Linked DNA regions of Homo sapiens: all the other regions are linked to region 1. The links are chromatin contacts, found by Hi-C or POLR2A ChIA-PET in ENCODE. All regions are on one chromosome and are shown on one strand. The core of a region is the stretch at or near the end of the contact, and the rest is flanking DNA. Distances in the headings are between cores, read along the strand shown. Region 1 has its middle 6.8 kb from the start of ZFHX3. Region 2 holds the start of ZNF23 (zinc finger protein 23). Region 3 overlaps ZNF19 (zinc finger protein 19).

Evidence for each region. Hi-C counts contacts between places; a loop is a spot of excess contacts on that map. ChIA-PET counts read pairs that join two places held with the same protein, here RNA polymerase II (POLR2A). Pooled maps may share reads with other maps.
Region 2: a loop to region 1 is called in a pooled map, with 2.5 times the contacts of the local background. The contact joins the promoter of ZNF23 here to the enhancer-like site in region 1. A Hi-C loop is called at or near these places in 1 of 168 maps with a recorded cell type or tissue (breast epithelium) and 2 of 50 pooled maps. POLR2A ChIA-PET finds 5 or more read pairs at or near these places in 2 of 52 experiments (IMR-90 and activated CD4-positive, alpha-beta T cell).
Region 3: a pooled map shows a loop between it and region 1 (5-fold over the local background). The contact joins two enhancer-like sites. A Hi-C loop is called at or near these places in 1 of 168 maps with a recorded cell type or tissue (breast epithelium) and 2 of 50 pooled maps. POLR2A ChIA-PET finds 5 or more read pairs at or near these places in 1 of 52 experiments (IMR-90).

What each region holds. Positions count from the first base shown.
Region 1 is chr16:73,053,153-73,056,659 of GRCh38, forward strand. It overlaps a transcript of ZFHX3 not described here. Among named protein-coding and RNA genes, the nearest start is that of ZFHX3, 6.8 kb to the left of the region's middle. RefSeq lists enhancers at 1-485, 486-986, 2,051-2,563. Within about 2 kb of position 1,924, at least 21 of the 41 ENCODE cell types and tissues checked have a DNase peak (open chromatin) inside an H3K27ac peak, as active enhancers do.
Region 2 is chr16:71,460,502-71,464,008 of GRCh38, forward strand. ZNF23 (zinc finger protein 23) reads right to left here and starts at 1,746. Exons shown (of 5, transcript NM_001381984.1): 1 at 1,709-1,746. LOC124903709 (a long non-coding RNA gene) reads left to right here and starts at 1,811. Exons shown (of 2, transcript XR_007065105.1): 1 at 1,811-2,791; 2 at 3,432-3,507. RefSeq lists enhancers at 1,345-1,434, 1,705-1,864.
Region 3 is chr16:71,482,438-71,485,944 of GRCh38, forward strand. It overlaps ZNF19 (zinc finger protein 19), which reads right to left. Exons shown (of 6, transcript NM_006961.4): 2 at 2,152-2,311. Among named protein-coding and RNA genes, the nearest start is that of ZNF19, 5.1 kb to the right of the region's middle. RefSeq lists an enhancer at 1,431-2,340 and a silencer at 1,908-2,187. Within about 2 kb of position 1,719, at least 41 of the 41 ENCODE cell types and tissues checked have a DNase peak (open chromatin) inside an H3K27ac peak, as active enhancers do.

The DNA of each region.
Region 1 (3,507 bases), core at 674-3,173:
ATTTTCCTCTTTCCTTTCCTCATCCTGCTTTTCTTTTCTTTTTTGGAGGGGGGTTCCAATTGTAGATCACATGGAAATAAGAGACACTGGACACTATAGTCATTTTTAGTGACACCAGAACGGCCTTTATATCTACGAAAAGGCAGGAAACGGGGAGAAACACACATGCACAAACAACCCAACAGGGATGGAAGGCGGTGGTGGGGAGGCTGCGGGGGCAAGGCCTTGAAACACTTTCTTTTTTTCACAGCATGAGGTCCACTAATGCCAGCTTCAGATTTGCAACTGAATCAAAGTCTCCGAGTCGTCATTACAAGGTTTTTCGGTGGGTGGGGGCATGGAGAAGTGGACAATAAGGATGTATTAAAGACACAGACAAGGTGTGGCAGGGGCAAAGTGGGGGGAGGTGTTACAAAGAAAGGAAGCTGAGATGAATCACTGCGTGCCATGAAAATACCAGGGCGAGTGGATGTCGGAGTGTTTAACCAGATTTGAAGCTGGAAGCATCTTCCCCAGCGGGCAAACCCTAGGACGAGGCACAGCCACGCGACCCTCAGCCTTTGAACCCAGACCTGGCAGCTTAGGAGCACACTCCCCCTTCCCCAGGCAGCCACAGGCTCTGAGCTGAAAGGCAAGGCGGGGGTAGGGATAAGAGGGCCCTGCAAAGAAGCACAATCAACAACTCAAATATGAACGGAAATGACGTCAGCAAAGTGAAGGACCTGTTTACTGCAGATCAAAACAAAACAAACTTCCAAACCTTTTGTGTACACAAGAAAACTCTATAAAAAGCCTTCCTAAAATGTCACCAGGGTCGACACATCAGCAGCCCCACAAGAAAACGCATGACAGTTACCATGGAGGGAGGGGGGAGGAAAGGGGCTGAAGGGAAGATGATCTGGGGGGCTGGGGGGAGGAGTGATAAAACCAGAAGGAGCCCAAAACCCAGTTACTACTGCCCCCTCTGCTGATCCTTAATATTTATTGGTGTTTATAATCTAAAAGCCATGCTCCACGTTTCACTTAATACAAGGCCAGACAGTGTTGTCTAATGAGGTAGCATTACAATCAGCTTGTAATACTGAATTTTTAATGCTGCCAAGGATTCTGTTACATAATAATATGAAAAACAGAAGCTGAAAGTGGGCTCGCAGGGGACAGGACATTCGAGGTTCCAGGCAGGCGAGCGCCACCAGCCCGGTTCCCCTCCCCCACACCCGCCCCCCTACTTTCTGACGTGCAATCAACCCTCCATCCCGATACAGGAGGTCGGTATGGAAACCAGGAGGATTTTTTTTTTTTTTTTTTTTTTTTTTAGGAAATCCACACTTTTCATTATTATTGTTATTATACTCTCATCCGAAGTTTATAGCTCAAGAGTTTGAATTCTAGCTTTTCTGGGGTTAAAGGTCTAAAATGAAAATTAATTTTTTTGGAAGAGGTGGCGAAGAGACAATACAGGGGAAGAGAGGGGTAGCTTATTTTAAGCAAACCAAGAAATTTGGGAGAAAAATCACAGAGGGAGAAAGAACTTGGTGGGGGAGGGAATAGATGTCTGCCGACCATATTCACAGCTGCCGCACTCAGTTTACATTGGTGTAATTTAAAGGCATATATATAGCCGCCGTTGCTCCTCTCTGTAATACCCCAAGACTGTAAATCTATAACCACTGCAATGATTTAGTGATTAAAAACATGATAACATATTGTGTAACTGCAAACCACAGAACCCCTGCCAACTCTCTCTCTCTAAGATAAAGGGGAAAAAAATACAGAAAATGTGTTGCTTGCAGCCATCTTCCTAAACCCAAAAGATTTTAATAAAAGAACCTATACAGCAGACGAATTGGAAAGGGGTGAGTGAATTCTGTGTGAAGCCAGCAAAGGGAGAGAAAAAAAAAAAAGGCAGCTTTATGTGGGATTCTTTTCCTTGTACTAACAAATTACGACCTAAACATGCCTTTTCTTTTCTCTCTCTTTTTTTTTTTAATAGTTTGTTGTAACTGGAATAACTGGTCTTGTGCACTGTCTTGCATATTCAAAGCTGCTTTGTAACCGGATCTAGAGACCCAACCTTATTTGCCTGAACTCAATAGGGTTTTTTTCTCCCCCTCCTCCCGGGTTTTGTTTTGGATTCGGTATTGTGGGTTTTCTGTTGTTGCTGGGAGCCTATGTCTATGCAGGCATAGGCTCTGGTGCCTTTAAACCACAGACCAAACACCTGAAAGGGGGAGGCACAATTTGTACAATGGCAGGAGGAGCCTAAAATATACACCAAAAAATAAAATCAAAGCAGCTGTAGGGGTTTTGGCCTCTGAGCAGCTGACCTGACCCCGTTCTGTATATTCTTTTATTTCCCCATTGCAGGATTCCTGCACCTTGGGTCAGATTCAAACTCAATGTGACCCTGAGGAGAAGGCAGTCACAGAGTCCTGAAAAGCTGCTCCATATTTAATAGGGGTGGGGGAAGTAAGTGCATATGCATCCAGACTCCCCCAGTGAAGACACCCACACGGTGCAGACGTACGCGCGCGCGCGCGCGCGCGCACACACACACACACACACACACATACACACACACACACGTCAGGACTGCCAGGCCATGGGACCAGCTCCACCCCAGTTTTCTTGGCCCACACCACTGAGAGCCTGAACTCTCTTTGCGGGCCCCCCAAATCCTCATACCTACAACTCTACACACACACACACACACACACACACGCAGAGAACACCACTCCTCCAGAGACTTTGTATGTTTAAAAAGTCCACAGATCTGAATCGCCTCCTCTCTGGACCGGAGCAGGGCAGTTTATTCAGAGAAATCAATAGGAAAGAGCATTTGCAAATATTTATATAAGCCCTGTGCGTTTCAGCATTAAGTAATTAAAAACTAAAACCCGAGGAGGGGGAAGGGAGACACACAGACAGAGGAAGGCTGCTGGCCTAGAGTAGGTTTTCCTGCCCACACCTCATCTTCCCAAACCGCAGTCTTTTCAAAACTGACTCCGTGTACACTTTTTACGAAATCCTCTTCGTACACCATTTGCTAGACTATTTCAAAATCATCTCCAAATATGGATTCACCTACCACCAAGCTTTCAAGACTGACTGTGTCTGTATTCTATCTCTCTTCTCATACACACACAGCAACTCATACTTTTGACACTGCGTCAATCTCTAGTATATTCTCTTTTATTTTCCTATCTCTAATATACCTGCACTAGTTAAAAAAAAAACAACAAACCTAACATTGTAAGATAAGAAGAGGGCCCCCCAAGTGCCCATTCAAGAAGCAAACTCCCAACCCCTAGGTCTCCTGAATACCCCCCACTCCCCTCAACCCACAGGATGTCTACACTTTGGGGGTTCAGCTCCTGAAACCCCCACATGTAAACAGATTTGGAAAAAAAAACAACTTCAGCAAAATGGAGTTTTAGAATGAGCTACTATGGAGTGGACTTCCCTATATTGTTCCGGAGGGCAGGGCAGTAAATTCTGGTTGTTCTC
Region 2 (3,507 bases), core at 496-2,995, 1.6 Mb before region 1:
CTAACACTATGTAAACCGTAGCAGAGCACAGCAAAGTAAGTTTCCCAATTCTTTTTATGGTGCCAGCACAATACTGATGCAAAAACTACAGACCAGTCTCATTTATGAATTCTAATGCAAAAATTCTATCAAGGAATAGACTCCAATAGTTCATTAAATACATCATGAGTAAGTAGGATTATCCCACGAAGATACTAATTAGTATATTTTTCACATTAATAAATCAAAGAAAGATAAACACACTGTCCATCTCAACAGATGCCAAAGATGTTTAACATAATTCAACATTTGTGCCTAATTTTAAAAACTTACACACTAGAGAAACTCTCATATGTAGGAAGTACGTACAAAAATATTATCAGCACATTTTAATAACAAAACACTGAAAACAACCCACATGTCCATTGAAAATACATCGATAAATTTTCATACAGTTTTTACAATGGAACATTACCCAGAAGCTACACACAGAATGAATTTGGAAACTTAACATTGAATTATGCGAGTCCCAGATGACTTATACACACAATGGTGCCATTTATATGAAGCTCAAAAAAAAAATTTAAGTACATTGCTTACAGATACATGCATATGTAATTATTTTTTAAAATAACAGGGCTACAATTAACACAAAAGTCAATATAACTGTTACCTCTAGGGGTTGGAGGCTGGGAGTTGGGTTGAGGAGGAGGAACACATTGATAAATTCAGCAGTACTGGCAATCTTCTCTTTCTTAATTGGGTGGTGTGTTCATGGATGTTTACTACTATATATGTAACATATAAATATATATTTTAAATAAATATATAAACCAGCAAGGATGGGGTGAAATTGAGGACCCAAAATGTAATACAAAGAACAGCCAATGTGCTTAACTATACTACAGTGAACATAACCACACTTAAGTGGTAGGAAAGAAAAGGGGTAAGCAACTTTGGAAAACAGTATTTTGACTAAATACCATAAGAGTAAAGACAAAAAGACCTGTATCCAAGTACTGTACTTTAGGTAGTAAATTTGCTTTTCATGGGGGTATGAATTAGCGATTCTGAGACTACTAAATATATTCTAAAACTGAGTGAATTCGTAATTACGTTGTAGAAGTCATTCCCAGGTCACTGTCAACCCTGAGCCGAGAGAAGCAGGGCTGAGTTACCTTTTGGGACTGACACTGCTCCAGGAGACAATGTCCTCCAAAAGCCGGGCTGCTTCTGCTGCCGGGTGACTGGGAGGGGCTCTGCGCTCCCACTCGGCCCTAATTCATGACCCTATGTCAGGAGCCTGGGAGCACACGGTCCATACTCGGGATGCACATAGGTTAATGTTCCTGCCAGACCTCAGCATGTCAAAAGACTTGTGGTATCACCTCGGGCCGCTTCACGCCCGCAAATATTCCATCTTTTAGCTGCACCGACACATCTTCCCCCGTCGACCAAGTGCTAAATGCTCAGGGCCTCGTGGCTGGGACAGCAACGTGCGTTTCCCCTTCCAATGGGCGCAAGCTATTGAGCCACAAAGACCAAAGCTGGAGTCGAGGAGCGCGGAAGAGCACCCCGGGCCGCCGCCCTGCTCCCTCTCCCAGCCTGGGCCTCCTGGCAGCGTAGGCCACGGGAGACCCTGCAGCACCCAGGGTGGGAGTGCGTCTCAACCGGACCCAGAGCCTGGGGGACAGGGCACGGCACACAGCGCCCGGAGCCCTGCACTCACCTCCGTAGCGGACTGCTCCCCGGCGCTGCCGGAAGTGCGTCACCAGGCGGCCGGGCCTCTCTAGGAGCAAGGTCGCTGCGCCTCGGTGGTGGTCACGCCCGGCCAGCTGTGGCCGCATCCCTGTCGGCTAGCTCGGGTCTGGCCCACGGTGACTGTTACCCCTGGGGAATGGGGCAGGTAAGAATCAGAGCCAAGCGGGGACCCAGCCCGGGGAGGTGAAGCTGCAGGTGCAGCCACGTGTGGGAGTCTTGGAAATGGACCAGTGGATGGCGCGCTGTCACACCCAATGCCCCCTTTTTCTAACAAATAGTTTGTAATGTCCATCTTATTCTCCTGACCTGATATTCATATATAATGGCCTAGAAAATCATACATAACATACACACCTACATATTAAAAACTAATGTTATGCCTTAAGTGTAATGAAAGAGAAAAAAAAGAGGACCGTCATCTGTCGTTTAAAAACACATACTTCAATGTGTTTGGTCTTGGCTGCTGCAGGAGACCTAATAAGGTGGTCGCCTTTACACATAGACGTTGTCTGAGTGCCACAGCCACAAAGCTGTGACTTACATTGTTGCAAAAGTCACAAAATTATGATCCAAAATGGCAAACATGTTTTCGTGAAGTTCTGAATGAAACACAGGACAATCGTCTCTTGATTATACAATAATTACATTCCTGGAAGATCAGTGTATGTTAAAACTGTGCAAAAATACATGTTTATCCAGAAAACAGGTTTAGATTCAGATAATTTAGAAATAGAATTTTCACCTACCTGAATGTTCAGCAAGACATTTGAAAGTGTGAACATTTTTTCAGTGGGCAGGACTGTCCTGTACATTGCAGGATCCTGGCTCCTATCCACAACGCTAGTAGCAATGTTACCACTGACACCAAATATAACAAAATACCTACCATAAAATTCCAAAATGAGCCCTGGGGGAAGGGAGACAGTACTAAATGCCACTGGATTGGACGACCCTTAAAATCCCCACCCCCTCACACACCCCCTAACCCTGGTAATGTGGGCTTTTCTTCCTTCCAGCTCTGATCCATCCAACGCTGCTGCACTGGAGACTGGTATTTGGCTCCCACTTGCCTCTGTGGCTTCTTATCACTCCCATTCATTCCCTGACTCTACCTCAGCCCTACATGCTAAAAATGCTGTTCTCTAAATCTAGAATGCCCTTCCCTTCCCATTCCTACCCTCCATCTTGACTGTTACTGGAAGTGTGAGCTCAAATCCCATTTTGCATGGGAAGCAAGCCTTCCCTCATCACCCAGAATAAGGCAGGACACTCATTTATGTGCCATCACAGCACTGTGTACTTACTTAATGGTGATAGTTTATTTATATGTCTGTCTTCTCTGGTGGCTGCAGGGAACAGACACTGTATCTATCTTGTTCAACATCATCATCCTCAGCTAGAGAATAACTGGCAGAAAGAAGGAGAGCAATAAACATTTGTTGTTGACAATGGTCCAAAGGCTCCAGCCCTAACTCTTAGGCAGAAGCCTACTTTGTGTGTCCCCAAGGGTAGGATATGTCTTATGCCTTGGACCTTGACAGTGACCATGGCCAGGTGCCCTTCTCTGCCTTGCCCTGACCCTGATCTTCACTGTTTTCCAAAATGAGTTCATTAAGAAAATGATTGGGCAGAGTAATAGCTGGGGATTACGTTGCTCTTGTCAATAAGTTCTGGTTTTCACTTCTTTCTAGGGTCAGAAATCAGGAGTGAGGACTTGTTGAAAGAAATAGGAAGGAATCAGATCACATAAATGCTGGCCCCAAATGT
Region 3 (3,507 bases), core at 469-2,968, 1.6 Mb before region 1:
TAACAAGAAGAATCTCAGACCTTTATTTTTAAAAATAAATTTGACTGAGAATATAAAAGGTTAAAAATAGCAAGTATCATGCTTTTGGATGAAAAATACATATTCTCTTATTTAGTCCTCACAACAATCTTTTGAACCTTTAATTTTTCCCAAATGAGAAGACAAGGCTAAGAGAATAATTTCTTCTACCAAGATCACTCAGCTGGTGAATGGATGAACTCGGATCCCACACTAGATCTGCCAGGCTTCAAAGGTCATGTTTTTGTCTGTTTGTTTGTTTGTTGAGACAAGAATCTCACTGTCACCTGGGCTGGAGTGCAATGGCGTGATCTCAGCTGACTGTAACCACGGCCTCCCAGGTTCAAGCAATTCTCCTGCCTCAGCCTCTCAAGTAACTGGGATTACAGGCATGTGCCACCACACCTGGCTCATTTTTGTAATTTTAGTAGAGACAGGGTTTCATCATATTGCCCAGACTAGTCCTCAAACTACTGGCCTCTAGCGATCCACCCACCTCGGCCTCCCAAAGTGATGGGATTACAGGCGTGAGGCACCGCCTCCTGCTTTTAATAACTACACTAAATTCTTTCCAATAGTAATCCTAACAGGAATGCTTTTAGAACTGGCAAAATGATTTTAAGGTTAACATAAAATAATAGACAAGAATGGCCAAGAAAACTCAGGAAAAAAATCTCAGAGCAAGTCTTCCTTTACTTGGACCTGGAGCAGGCATCTTTTTTGTTCATTGCCCCACTCAAGGGCCATGAAAACCAGAAACTGATTACCAAAGGACCCTGAAGGGCCAACTCAACACACTAAAACATCTGGGTTATTGTTTTAACTATATCATCTCTTACAGACACTTTGTATTCTAGTTAAACAGCAATATTCTATAAAAAGCCAGCATCTTCCCTACAGGGACTTAATGCATGATGCTGTTTTCTGCGAGCCTCATCTTGTGCCGCCACCCTCTTTTCTCTTAGTTTAGCTACAATGGCCTTCTTTCAGTTTCCTCTGTGCTAACTCAGGACCTTCATACCTGCTGTTTCTTCTGTATGAACTACTCTTCTCCAATCTCAGAACCATTACAACTGAGATTCTCTGCCTGCCATTCTCTCCAGTAATCTAGCCGCCATTCTCTCCAGTAATCTATCCACCCTTCACCTTCAGATCATGATCGCTCTACAGACCAGGTCAGGTGTCTCTGTTAAACACTCCACTCGCACCGTACTCCTTTTCCTATATACCACTTAATCCAGTTTGAAATTATATATTGATTTGTGCTTTCTTCATTCAACAAATATTTATCTCATACATATTTCATGCAAGGCCACGTGTGACACACAACAGATGAAGTAGAGAGAGAAGGGGCATGATCCTGTCCCTCGCAGAGCTTAGTCTAAAGGAAAGACACATTAATCAAGATTCTCTCAAATAACTTTTAAGTCCACAATTTAAATCACTGCCAGGGGAAACTAACGTGGATGGGAAGCTTAAGAAAATAAATTAACTAAGGTATGAAGGAAATCTTTACAAAAGTAACAGCATACGCAAAAGCCATGTTCTAGTAGTGAAGGATCAAGAACACTGTAGTAGCAGTCAAAGGAGAGTGTGCTGTTAGATGATGCTGAAGAAGTCACAAGGGACAAAGCCACACTTTGTGCACGTCAAGAACTTGGTCTTCGATCTACGTGCACTAAGTCACGGGCAGGTGGAGTGAAATAACCAGATTTGATTAATACATGACTTTCCCATTGGGCGGAAAGCTTCCTGGGGGCGGGGCCCACGCCCCGCCTCATTCACCGCTGCATCCCCGGAATCTAGAGCAGGAACTGGCACATAGCTGCTCAGTAAGCAGCTGTGGCCCAATGAGCAGATGGGGTTTGGGCGGCGTCGAGAACAGAGGCGTCCCTTCCATCCAGCCGCCCATATCCACAGCCTCCATTTCCCAAGGCGCCGATGCAGGCGTGGGGGAGCGAAGGCACCAGAGGGAGACCGGGACCGGCCCGCGAGCAGCCTCCGCTCCCCGGTCCCGGAGGGGCCGCCCTGTCTCCCTCCACTGAGGCAGCAGGGACGAAGCCGACAGCCTTCTCTAGAGGTGCAGTGCCTGAGCCTAGCAAGGACTCCTAGGCGACAAACCCCAACACTCACCTCAGGAAAAACAGAAAGCGGTGCGTGAACGGAAGTGCGTCACTACTTTGGCCTTGCACCCAGGCTCACACGCGTACTCTCTAGGATGCCGGAGCGGTCTTCTCAGTGGTTGTGTGGTTTTACTCCCGGGAGGAGTTTCCACCCGGGGATCCTCAGAGACCTTGAATAGGAAAGAAAGTATATCATTGTTTTCGCTAATCTCTAACCGAAATTTAGCATTTTCTTCTATGTTGGCAACAAACTACTGTAGTATCAGCCGTATCTGTGACTGTCACCGATAGAAATCACAGATATTTTCATATCACATTACAGTTGATGCAGATCTCAGAATATGGCTATTCTCGTCACTAATTTGAAATTGTCCTTGTTGTTATCGGGCCCACCTCAAGTCTTGTCATTACATTTCATCACGTTGGTAAAGCTGCACTTATATTTCTGTATCACAAATTCTAAAAAACTGTTTAATTGTATGTTCATTGGTTTTGAAGGTGTCACCAGACTGCCAAAGGGTCTTTGCACAAAAAAGCTGTCCTCCTTAGAGGTAAAGACCCAGACACGTTAAGAAAGACCAGGTCAGCAGGCCAGGCGCGGTGGCTCACGCCTGTAATCCCAGCACTTTCGGAGGCCAAGGCGGGCAGATCACCTGAGGTCAGGAGTTCGAGACCAGCCTGGTCAACGTGGTGAAACCTCGTCTCTACTAAAAATACAAAAATTAGCCAGGCGTAATGGCGGGCACCTGTAATCCCAGCTACTCGGGAGGCTGAGGCAGGAGAATTGCTTGAACCCGAGAGGTGGAGGTTGCAGTGAGCCGAGATTGTGCCATTGCACTCCAGCCTGGGCGACAAAAGCAAAACTCCATCTCAAAAAAAAAAAAAACCAAAAAAACAAAAAAAAACAAAAAGAAAGAAAGACCAGGTCTAAGGAGGGATATATTAAGTAACTATTTAGGAAGTGAAAACGGTGGACATTTTTTTTTTTAATGACTGAATACAAGGCAGCCAGAGCAATCTATAATAGCCATGAATTTTGGATGACCTGATAGATGAAGGTGCCATTAGCTGAGATCAGGAATTGAAGAAGAGGAGCTGGTTTCAGGCAAGAAGGTGAAAGAATTTAGTTTCAAAAATACTGAACACACACACACACACCTGCCTTATTAACATTTAATTCACACACCATACAATTCATCAATGCAGAGTATAAAATTAAATAGGTTTTAGTGTGTTCAGAGACTTGCGCAAACATCACCACAATCAGTTTCAGGACATTTTCATCTCCCCAAAGGAACCTCATAACCATCAGCAGTCACTCTCCATTTTCCCTCTGGTAAGCAGAATGGTGTTTTGTTCCCCTCAA